Linked DNA regions of Homo sapiens: region 2 is linked to region 1. A link is a loop called in an ENCODE intact Hi-C map of the cell type or tissue named here. Cell type or tissue: dorsolateral prefrontal cortex. All regions are shown on one strand.

What was found. Hi-C counts contacts between places; a loop is a spot of excess contacts. Peaks named below come from ENCODE experiments on the same cell type or tissue, not always from the same donor. Only the 100,000 strongest peaks of a DNase experiment are listed, where the experiment ranks them.
Region 2: a loop joins it to region 1, with 2.2 times the contacts of the local background. A loop is called at or near these places in 1 of 110 quality-filtered maps.

What each region holds. Positions count from the first base shown.
Region 1 is chr13:111,972,379-111,977,378 of GRCh38, reverse strand. SOX1-OT (SOX1 overlapping transcript) reads right to left here. Exons shown (of 4, transcript NR_120392.1): 1 at 4,986-5,000. Among named protein-coding and RNA genes, the nearest start is that of SOX1-OT, 2.6 kb to the right of the region's middle. In dorsolateral prefrontal cortex, no CTCF peak of the experiment used is centred here; a DNase peak (open chromatin) is centred at 2,938; H3K4me3 peaks cover 2,583 bases; H3K27me3 peaks cover 1,228 bases.
Region 2 is chr13:112,060,610-112,065,609 of GRCh38, reverse strand. All of the region lies in intron 1 of SOX1-OT (SOX1 overlapping transcript), which reads right to left. Among named protein-coding and RNA genes, the nearest start is that of SOX1, 4.0 kb to the left of the region's middle. In dorsolateral prefrontal cortex, CTCF peaks have their summits at 2,418 (motif pointing right) and 2,637 (motif pointing left); no DNase peak of the experiment used is centred here; H3K4me3 peaks cover 2,302 bases; H3K27ac peaks cover 2,398 bases; H3K27me3 peaks cover 5,000 bases.

The sequences.
Region 1 (5,000 bases):
TTCCCAGGTCCTTATCATGCGGAAGACACCACGGCGGCCATAATCCTAAACGCACGCAGGGCAACAACAGTTCAGTCTCGAGGCGCGGAGCAATGGCTCGGAGGCTGGGAGCAGAAAGTGTGTTTCCAGAGCATAATCCGGCGGATACACTGTGTTCTTTGCAAAAGGTTGCGAGGCCTTGGCCTAATAAGCATAATCTCATTACACTGCAAATAAAAGTTTCCTATTTATCTCCAGATTTCAAATGAATCTAATAAGGCTTATGATACAGTCACCCAATACCCTAATCATATTTCTGCCTATCTAAAAGCAATCAGTAATTGTGTTACAGCAGAACGTGCTGACAATACCTCTGACACAGAAAGGAGAATGAGAGCCCAGCTGTACTAATTAAATTAAATGCTAGGCTGATGGAATACATTTGCTGAAGCCGGGAGAGTATGGGTGCAGAATTAATAAGCATTACAGCCTAGAGCGGGAGATGATATCATAATGGATGCAGGGTTTTGATGTTGAGAGCCTCATTCAGATTCAATGTACCATAATGTACAGATCTGACAGCTGCTTAGAGAGGTGCAGAGCCTCGGACAAATTGCCCAGGAACTTTCTGGTTTCTGTGCTCCTCGGTGAGGAACATCATATTTTGCATCGCCCTTACAGCCTAAAACCCACCCACCCAGGCCGCGCCCTGGTTGGCCACTGTCCCCTCCGAGGTGAGCTCCTCCCCAGCGAGCTCCATCCTTCCCCCACCTCCGCCTCGCCGGCTCCGAAACGCTCCTGTCCATTCTGAAAAGATGGGTATTGAGGCACCCCAACAGGCCAGGAAAAGATCCCTGTAGGATTATTTTCTACAAGGCCTTTTCCTGATTTTCCTTAAAAAAGCAAAACCCAGGGCCCGCGGGATCCAGCCACGCAGTGGTCCTCTGGGCTGCGGCCAGGCCGCTCCGGAGGTGGCTGTAAGACCCCAGCGAGCCCCCAGCGAGCTCCCTGGCACCGCGGGCCGCCGCCGCCCCCCCGCCCGCCCACCCACCCACCCGCTTTGGTGCCAGCGCAGCGCGATCCCTGCTCATCAATCAGCCGCGCTATCTCGCCGGCTGCAGAGCTGAAGCCGCGGGGCCGGCCCGGCCAGCCAGGGCTCATTATCACGGGAATTTTGACAGGATATTAAATTTACTAATCCTGAACTTTCCGGACTGACCCTCACGGGGAACAGACAATGCTGCTGTCTGCTGGGGAAGCACTTTCTCCGTTTCCTTTCTTCCTTCAACGACCTCACCCGGTTCCCTCCTGCCCGGTGTCCCTCATGGGAACAAGCCTCCCCGGCCCAGGCCTCCAGTCTCCCTGGAGCACAGGCGCTGCCCAGACCCCTCCTCCCGGCAGGCGCCCACGGAAGGGCGGCCACATACCCACTCCAAGGACCCAGAGATCCGGCCAGGCACGGCCCAGAGGAGCTGCGGTCACTGATGGGCTTGGGGGGCAAACGGGCTGAAATGCGGCAGTTCCAGGGGGCCTACCTCCATGCACACAGGCTGTCACGGAGAGACGCCAGCACACTTGTCAAAGATCACACCCCATCCTGCACACATGCATGCCCACATGCACCTCACACAGGCACACTCCCTCCACACGTGTGGTGCACACACTCTCCACACGTGTACACAACAACCACATCTGTGTACACACACATGCATACCCACATACATGTACAGGACACCCACATCTGTGTACATACACGTGCATGCATACCCACACAGTACACATGTGCACACACACCCATACTCTACACACATGTACATGACACCCACATGTTGCGTACACACTGGCACACATACCCACACACGTACACGACACCAACATCTGTGTACACTCACATGCATACCCACACACATGTACATGACACCCACATCTATGTACATTCACACACATACCAGCACACATGTACACGACACCCACATCTGTGTACACACACTTGCATACTCGCACACATGTATACATGCGCACACACTACACACGTGTACACAACACCCACATCTGCATACACAGGCATACCCACACATGTACACATGTGCACACACACTCATACTCTACACACATCTGTGTACACACACCCACACACATGTACATGACACCCACATCTGTGTACACATAGGCACACATACCCACACACATACACATGTGCAGTCATACTCTACACACATGTACACACGCCTGCACACATGTACACATCTGTGTACACACTCACATATAACTGCACACATGTACACAACACCCACATCTATGTACGCACACATATCTGCACATATGTACACATGTGCACACACTACACGTGTGTACATGACATCCACATCTGTGTACATACTCTTGCATGCATACCTGCACACATGTACAAGACACCCATATCTGTGTACATACATGCCCACACACATGTACATATGTGCACACAGTCATACTTTACACATGTGTACACAACACCCACATCTGTCTACACATACATACCTGCACACATGTACCTGACACCCACATCTGTGTATGCACACTTACATACACACATGTACATGACACCCACATCTGTGTACACACACGCATACCACACACGTGTACACATGTGCATATACACTCATACTTTACACATGTGTACACGACACCCGCATCTGTGTACACACACTTTCATACATACTCCCACACATGTACACGACACATCTGTGTACACACACATGCATACCCACACACGTATACGCATGTGCACACACACTTATACTCTGCACATGTGTACACGACACCCACATCTGTGTACACACACTCACATGGATACCCACGCACGTGTACACATATGCACACATCCATGAACACTTGTGCACACACCTAGCGCACAAACAGGCGTGCACCCGTGTATGCCTTACGCACACACAAGCAGGCACCGTCAGTCCTGTGTAGTGTGGGGTCACCTGTGAGTCACCCCGGGAACACGCAGCTCCACAGGCGGCGCCCATCTGTTAAAATTTTGAAAAGACAGCCCACACTGGCTCTGTTGAGAGCGGCTGCCTCTACGTTCTTGCTGCCCCCTCACAAATCAGACACTGCACATATGTTGTGATAGCAACTGTTACTCTTTGTTTATTCCCTCTATAAATAAACTCGGAGCTGCATCAGACCCTGTGAATATTTTTAGAAAGTTTCGGGCATCACAGCGGAATTCAGCATCTTGCCCATTCATAAGCTTTCTGTGCTTCAGAAAACCAAACACGCGACAGATTCCCACTGACATTCTGCCAGTTTGATCTCTAAATAATTCAGCATTAAAATCTGGTCAGCTCTCCTACCTCCCCGAAAAACTCCTGCAAACACTGTGCCAATTAAGTTGCTGAAAACAGCAGATTTGCACTGATACCATCCAGATAAAGCTGACCATTAAATCGCAATTTAACATCCCCGGGCAGCAGTGGCTGCTGACAGCCTCCAAAGCTTGCAATCTCATTTAACCCCCTCCTGTCAGGAGCAGGCCCGCCCTCTCAGCATAATGCCGCCAAATTAGACCTGACAGGGCAACAAGAGAAAGAAAAACCTCTTTAGCTTAAAAGTCAGGCCACAGTGGGCAACCCTGACCTTCAGCGTCCCCTGCTCAGCCCCCTGGGTTCTCCAGGGACCCCGGAGACATTTACGCAGAGAGAGGAGGAGAGAGATGGACAGAGGGGAGTGGGGCGGGGGCCCCGGCCACAAGGCACTTGGATTTCCCAGGGGGCAAATTACAGAGAATTTTCCTAGACAATGGAAGAAAATTTCACCTGGGCTTTTTCAAGTCTTTCTTTGGTAATAAAAGATGAACCCTGATGGTTCTGTTCAAACTACTGTGGCTCAATATTTCCCTGTGCCTGTAGTGCCCTCTGACTCCGAAGCCAGGGGACGCCTCTGTTGGAACACAGAGCCCCCTCCATGCCGCAGACGCCTGCATTTTAGATGAGGCCATCTTAGCTGGTGGCTGCAGCCTTCAAAGCCCTCCCCATAACTGGCATTTACCAGAGCTCTGTTTTCATAAGGAAATCAGGCTGCCTCCGAGACCCCTGACCACACGCGCTCTCGCCGCTGTCCTTTCCACCCGCTCCACCTGTTCTGCTAAGAGAGGGTGCGGGAAAAGGAACGGAAGGAGGGGAGGGTCCCGGCACAGCCGATGGGAGACGATTTTCACAACAGTCAGGAGGATTTCTCCAAATCCAGACGGAGCTACTCTCAGAGAAACGGCTACCCCACGTTTCACACCCGACAAACGAGGACAGAGGCAGTTGTAACTAAAATGACTTCCATGTATATTCTAGTTCAAATCAGTCATTAATCTAACAGAGATTCCTTTGCAAACACACACTTTTTGTTTTTTCTCCTGTACAAAGAAAAATGCTTTAAGGCCAAAAGTTAGAAGGGTGTCACCCATCAGTTTTGTAACACATCCTGGACCTTAAGAAAACCGAAGGCAATACCCCACTCTAAAATCCTGTCCGTCTCTTCTTCCTCCTCTTCAGTCCTCTCCTTGCCTGAATTTCATAAATAGATTGTGATTGCACAAGTCAAAAACTTCTCAAAGTCGAGCTTAAAAGAGACAGAGAGTCAGAGACAGAGAGAGAGAGGGAGAGAGAAGTCCTCCTCCTCCTGGAGTCACTCCCTCTTTAGGCAGCGGTTCAACACCTGTAAGAAGGCCTTTTTAAAAAGGAGAGAAGAGCCAAGCTGCTTGCAGGAACAGAGCCCCAGGCGTCAGCGCAGTCTGCTGCCCACCTCTGCGGTGCCCCAACCTCCTGTGACTTACCGTCCGGGCTCCCAGGGCCACACCGCAGGAAGGACTTCCTAGCGCTCCTGGAAACCGCTGCCCTCCACGCCGTGGTCGCGACCTGCTGCAGAGGCCGGCTCTCGGGGGCTACTGACCCACTCAAGTTCCGAAGTCTCCCCCCTCCATTTTTTCCCCTCCTTAAGTTAGACGAAATGGCTATAGCAGAACCCACCTCAATGTTTATTTC
Region 2 (5,000 bases), 88 kb before region 1:
GCTTGTGGAGATTGGTGGTGGGTAAAGTAGAACCTTCACCGCATGTCACATGTCTGCCTGTCTTGTAGTAGGAATATTCAGTAAAGATGATGATAACGGTAATAGGAGTAATAGGATGTTTGAGTCTGTTGGGCAGCGAACACGTGACACCTTTTTTTTCCTCTTAAAAAAACTTCTGAGGTTGTGAATTTCTTGACCCTGTTGCTTGTCCAAGGTAAAAGAATAATGCTTTATTTCCTCTCAATTGCTATGATTATTACTGTAGGGTTTGTTTTATTATTGCAGGGTTGCTACAGTGTGAAGTGCAACAGCAAATTGATCTCTCTGCAGATTAAACTGCTTTCATTCCAGGCCATTCAGCATTTACTAGTAAATCCATCAAGTAATATATAATTATATTAGAAAGGGAACATCATTTTATATTTATTTTTTCACTAAATATCTAGGTTATAAACTGGGCTTCCAACTACCTTCTTATTTCACCAGTCGAGTTTGTTAAATCTTTTGATTTGTTACATGCACTACCTACAAATATCAGTTACATTGTGAATGAACAAAAAAGGAGCAATAATATTGTTTGGGAATGCTATAGCCCCATTTTTTTCTTTGATAATTTAGGAGGCAATGGGTGTGCAGTGAGATCCAGTGTGTTATGGAAAGTCAGCAAGACTGAAATAAAGGAAATGGTTTACAAATTATAAACTATATTATCCACTTAGCAGTTGAAAGATTTCTTTCCTCTGCTTTTCAATTTAGAGTTTAAACTAAATAGCTTAAGACTCCCTGAAAATGCTTTGTATGAATCAGGCTTGGCACATTATTTTCCATATCAATGGAGCAATTTATTTTATAAACACCCTGCACTCCAGTGTGCTTTGCAGGAATGCTTTATGCTTTGGGGAACTTGGATAGCTGACTTTGAAATGGTCTACTTTTTTTCTACCATAGTCCCGAAAATTGTTTCCAAATACGACGTTACCCTTGTTTTTCAGAGCATCTAAATAAGAGGAAAATGGTTTAGCATCCTGTGAGCTCACACTAGTGCTCAACGTTCAGGGTGCTCTCCATAAGCCCTCTTCAGTGACGAGATGTTCCCTAGGCCCAAGCGGCTGCACGCACTATGTGTGGCCACCTGCATAAGTATTAAACCAAAGCTGCAGGTGTAACTTGTTGCCAAGCGATAAATGATTGGCAGCAGCAGGCAGTGCCAATTAGGCAGCACAGGGCACTGCATGCTAGACCTCTGTGCCTTCATTCCTGGCATGAGGATTGACGAGCATAATATTAACTCCTGCTGGTGATCGATGGCTTCTGGAAGCCTCAATTTCTTGCTCCTTCTAAACTCTTTCCTCAGTGACTCTTTAAGAAGAGAGAAGACAGTCCAAAACCAGTTTGAAAAGCACCTCCTTCTCCCTTCTACCTCCAGCCAAGTTGGCAGTTACCTCCTTCAAACCCAGTACTTTCCCAAAGGCTGGACTCCTGGAGATTTGAACACTGACTTCCCTATTCCCAAGTAATGTAATAGGAAGTCTAGACCCCCAGGCACAGGGTTACTGTCACTGTTGATTGACCAAACTTGCTTTTTTGGCAGCTCAGAAACTTCATTGTGCCTCTTTGCTCAAAATGCCAAAGCGAAGATCAACTTAGAAATGTGGATAAAGACACTTTCTATTGTTGTATGTAACCTGTGGTCATAATCTTCAAAGCCAATCCAGAACCAAGCCATCCCTAGAAGTTACACGCACACATATATGCCTGTATGTATGTGATAGGTTAAGCCATTATGCAAGAAACCTCAACTTTCAAGTAAATTGAGTGCTGGACTGTAACACCATTAGCTTAAACTGTCTGTATGGAATAATTAGCACTTTTAGCTTTTGTCCCCCTTCCCCGCTCCCGCCCGCCCCCCAGCATGAAAGCGAGCTTTGAGGCATCTAGAGGTGGATTTTCTGGCCCAGTGTCAGTCCCGAGTCCCAAGCAAGGAGCACGATGGACAAGCTAGGAGTTCTACGGGACAGTGAAAGAAGACAGAAACTCTGCCCTGTCTTTCGTGGTCCTGGTGAAGTCGACCCGTCTTGCTGACACTCTCCAGGGACATGTGGCCGCACCACAACCGGTTGCCCTCCTGGGTTCAGCTCCTACGGCTTCTGGGGCCGGTTGGAGGATTGAGGCCATGTGTAGGTGCCTCCCCGGATCTCCGAGGGGCTCAGGCTTCCGCGCTCTGGTGTCGCCCCAGAGGGCCGAGGCCACAGTTAAAGGAGGCAGATGAAGAGGAAGCCGCTAGTTTCCAGGCGGAGCTTTTGAAAGAGACAAGAGTAGTCAGAAGGAGAGGAGGAGAAGGCGGAAAAGAAAGCGCGGGAGAGAGAAGAAGAAAGAGCCATTCAAATTGGAAGAGGCCTTCGAGGCCATCTCTGCCAACAGGAGGCGCGGAGCGAGGGCGAGGAGGGAGGGGAGCGCGACGGTGGGGACCGCGCGGGGGCGGGGCGGGGGTGCTGGGGACACCGCAGCGAGAGGAGGGCGGGCGGAGAAGGCCCGGTTTCCTCCCGCGCGGAGCCATGAGGGGCAAAGAGGCAGCGGGCCCGGCTGCACGGCTCCGGCCCGAGACCCCGCGGCGTGTCTGCGCTGGCCGTGCCGTGGCGCGCGCCTCGATCGCCGTCTGCTGGCCGCCGCCGCCCTCGCGGAGACACCGGGGCTCTCCGCTCTCTGCCGCCTCTGCGCCCCTCACTCGCTCTGGCAGCCAGAGGCCTTGTTCGAGGGCCTGGAGCGCGCGTTCGGGTGATGGCGCTCCAGGGCGCTCGGGTGATGGCCAGGGGGCTCTTGAGGAGTGCTCCTCTCTCTAGGGTCCCTGGGCGCTCTGAGTCCATCATCTGCGCCCTGGCCCGGGCTAACTTGGTTCCACTGTTCCCAAACAAAACCAGAGAAGCCAGAGTAGCACAGAAGTTTTTGTTGGTGGTGGTTTGGTTTGGTTTTGAAGGAGGAAAAAAAAATAATAACAGCCCAGGGAAAGGGGGTGTGTGGAAGGAGAACGGAAAGAGAGCCCTGGCCATCAGGGATAGCAGCAGAGCTGTCTGCGTGCCGGCGCACCGCTCTCTCCTTTGCCTGACTAGGCGTCCTAGTTTGGAGGCCGTTCCAGTAGCGTTTGCGGGGAAGGGTCAAGAAACTCCTTCTCCTCAAAAGCGACCCAGGCTTTCTTTCGGGCGGTTCGTGTGGAGAGCCGCACATTCACAATCGAAGAACAAACAACTGTGTGTGTGTATGTGTGTGTGCGCGCGCGCGCACGCGCGCGTGCTGTGTGCCTCCGAGCTCTCTGGGTGAAAGCATTTGGAGAAGCTCTGGGAGCTTTGGAGTAGGGGCTCACCCTGTGAGCAGTACTCACACATATAATTCAAATTTCACAGCTGACCTGCTCTGAAAACCTCAATCAGCTTCTAATTGAAGGGAAAACAAAATATTGCTTCCCTACAGCAGAGCTAACGATTTAATCATTATATCAGACATTATAGCTTTTAATTAGGCTAATGCTGATACTGTATGGAAAGAGATAATTCAACACAGTTCTTGATGAATTCTGTAATTGGGTTAACGGCAGAGCAGTTGGGGGAGAGACGTCAATATTCAAGCTGCGTCTGTAGCCACCAGGTTTATGAATGAAAGAGGAGACAAGGGGAGGAAAAAGGCTGGAACCAGAGCGGGGCATTGCGCCCTCCGCCCCACGGAGCTACGGGCGGCTCTGGAGAGAGGCGGCGGGAGACCCGAGCAAAGCTGGGAGGCCGCCGGATGCCAGACCTCTCGGGCCTCGCCGCTGAGCACCGGCTTTTCCTGCCGCTCGGCCTGCCCGGCCCTTCTTTTGTGGGAAACTTTCCGAGAAGACTCTCTGCTGGGCCTACCTGCCCTGTACGCCCCGGCACGGGAGTATTTCTGCGCTGTTCCCACCCAGCCCAGCTGGCGCAGATGTAGCGCGCAGTTCTGTCGGGTGGCTCTTAAAGACGCGAGCTCTACCTGGGCTTCCACCCCTCGCCAGGTCCGAGTGCCACTCAAACGGGCACAGTGCCCCTGGCCGAGGGCAGCCCTAGTTGGTCCTCAGCGCTGTGGGCACGGCGGATGCGCCGAGCGCCCGGCGCCTCAGGGCACCACAGGCTGCCCATACTCTCGAGCTCACAGTGATGACTGCGGGGTCGGCGGGAAACGGTGCTTGGAGGGGGCGCCGGGCCTATTGCCTAGAGGCCTGGACCCGGTGGCCTAGGCTGAGCCGCTGCTGGGCCCTGTGGCTGCATCAGGAAATTGGCAATTAAACCGCCGGGCCGCTTCTCTTCCTCTCCTGTCGCTAAGGGTCCTGGAAAAGAAGGAGGAAGCAAAAGGCCGTTCGCACTCGCCTGCGGGAAGTCTATTGTGCGAGAGAGCAAGAGTGACCCCTCCTCTCACTCCCCAGTCTCTTCTTGCCAAGTAGGGCCTGAGCCACAGGCGGTTTCGGGGTCCCCCGGGAGCCGCGCCTGGCCGGCTGCGTCGTCCAACCTCTGGCTTCGCGTGGCGGGTGCACGCCCAGAGCGGCTGCCGGCTGGGAGCGTTCCCCTCCCTCTTCTGCTGCCCAGATTTCTAGGACCCGCAAAAGTTATGCCCAAGTGGGTGAGGAGGCAAGAGGCGGAGCTGAGACTGGACCCTGCCAGAGGAGATGGTTCTCGAGCCTCGGATTTTGAGGAGAAAATGCCTGTGCCTTTCAGATTTGGTTGAGTTCTTTAGAGAAGTCGCCTAAGCTAAGTCTTCCGCGGTTTTAACCCAAATGGTTTCAGGGTGTGATTTTTTGCACTTTTTATACTTCTGCGCTTCCCTTTTAAATTTTTGCTCTTACTCTTTGGTTTTACCACATCAGCGCAATATTCTCCTTCAAGATAAATATACCGTGTTGTGATTCAGCCTTGTCTTATTTTGTCAGTAATTACGGCAAAATTAAATGGGTCACTGCTAAAGTTTCATTTACACAAACCCCCGTAATTAACAGCTTG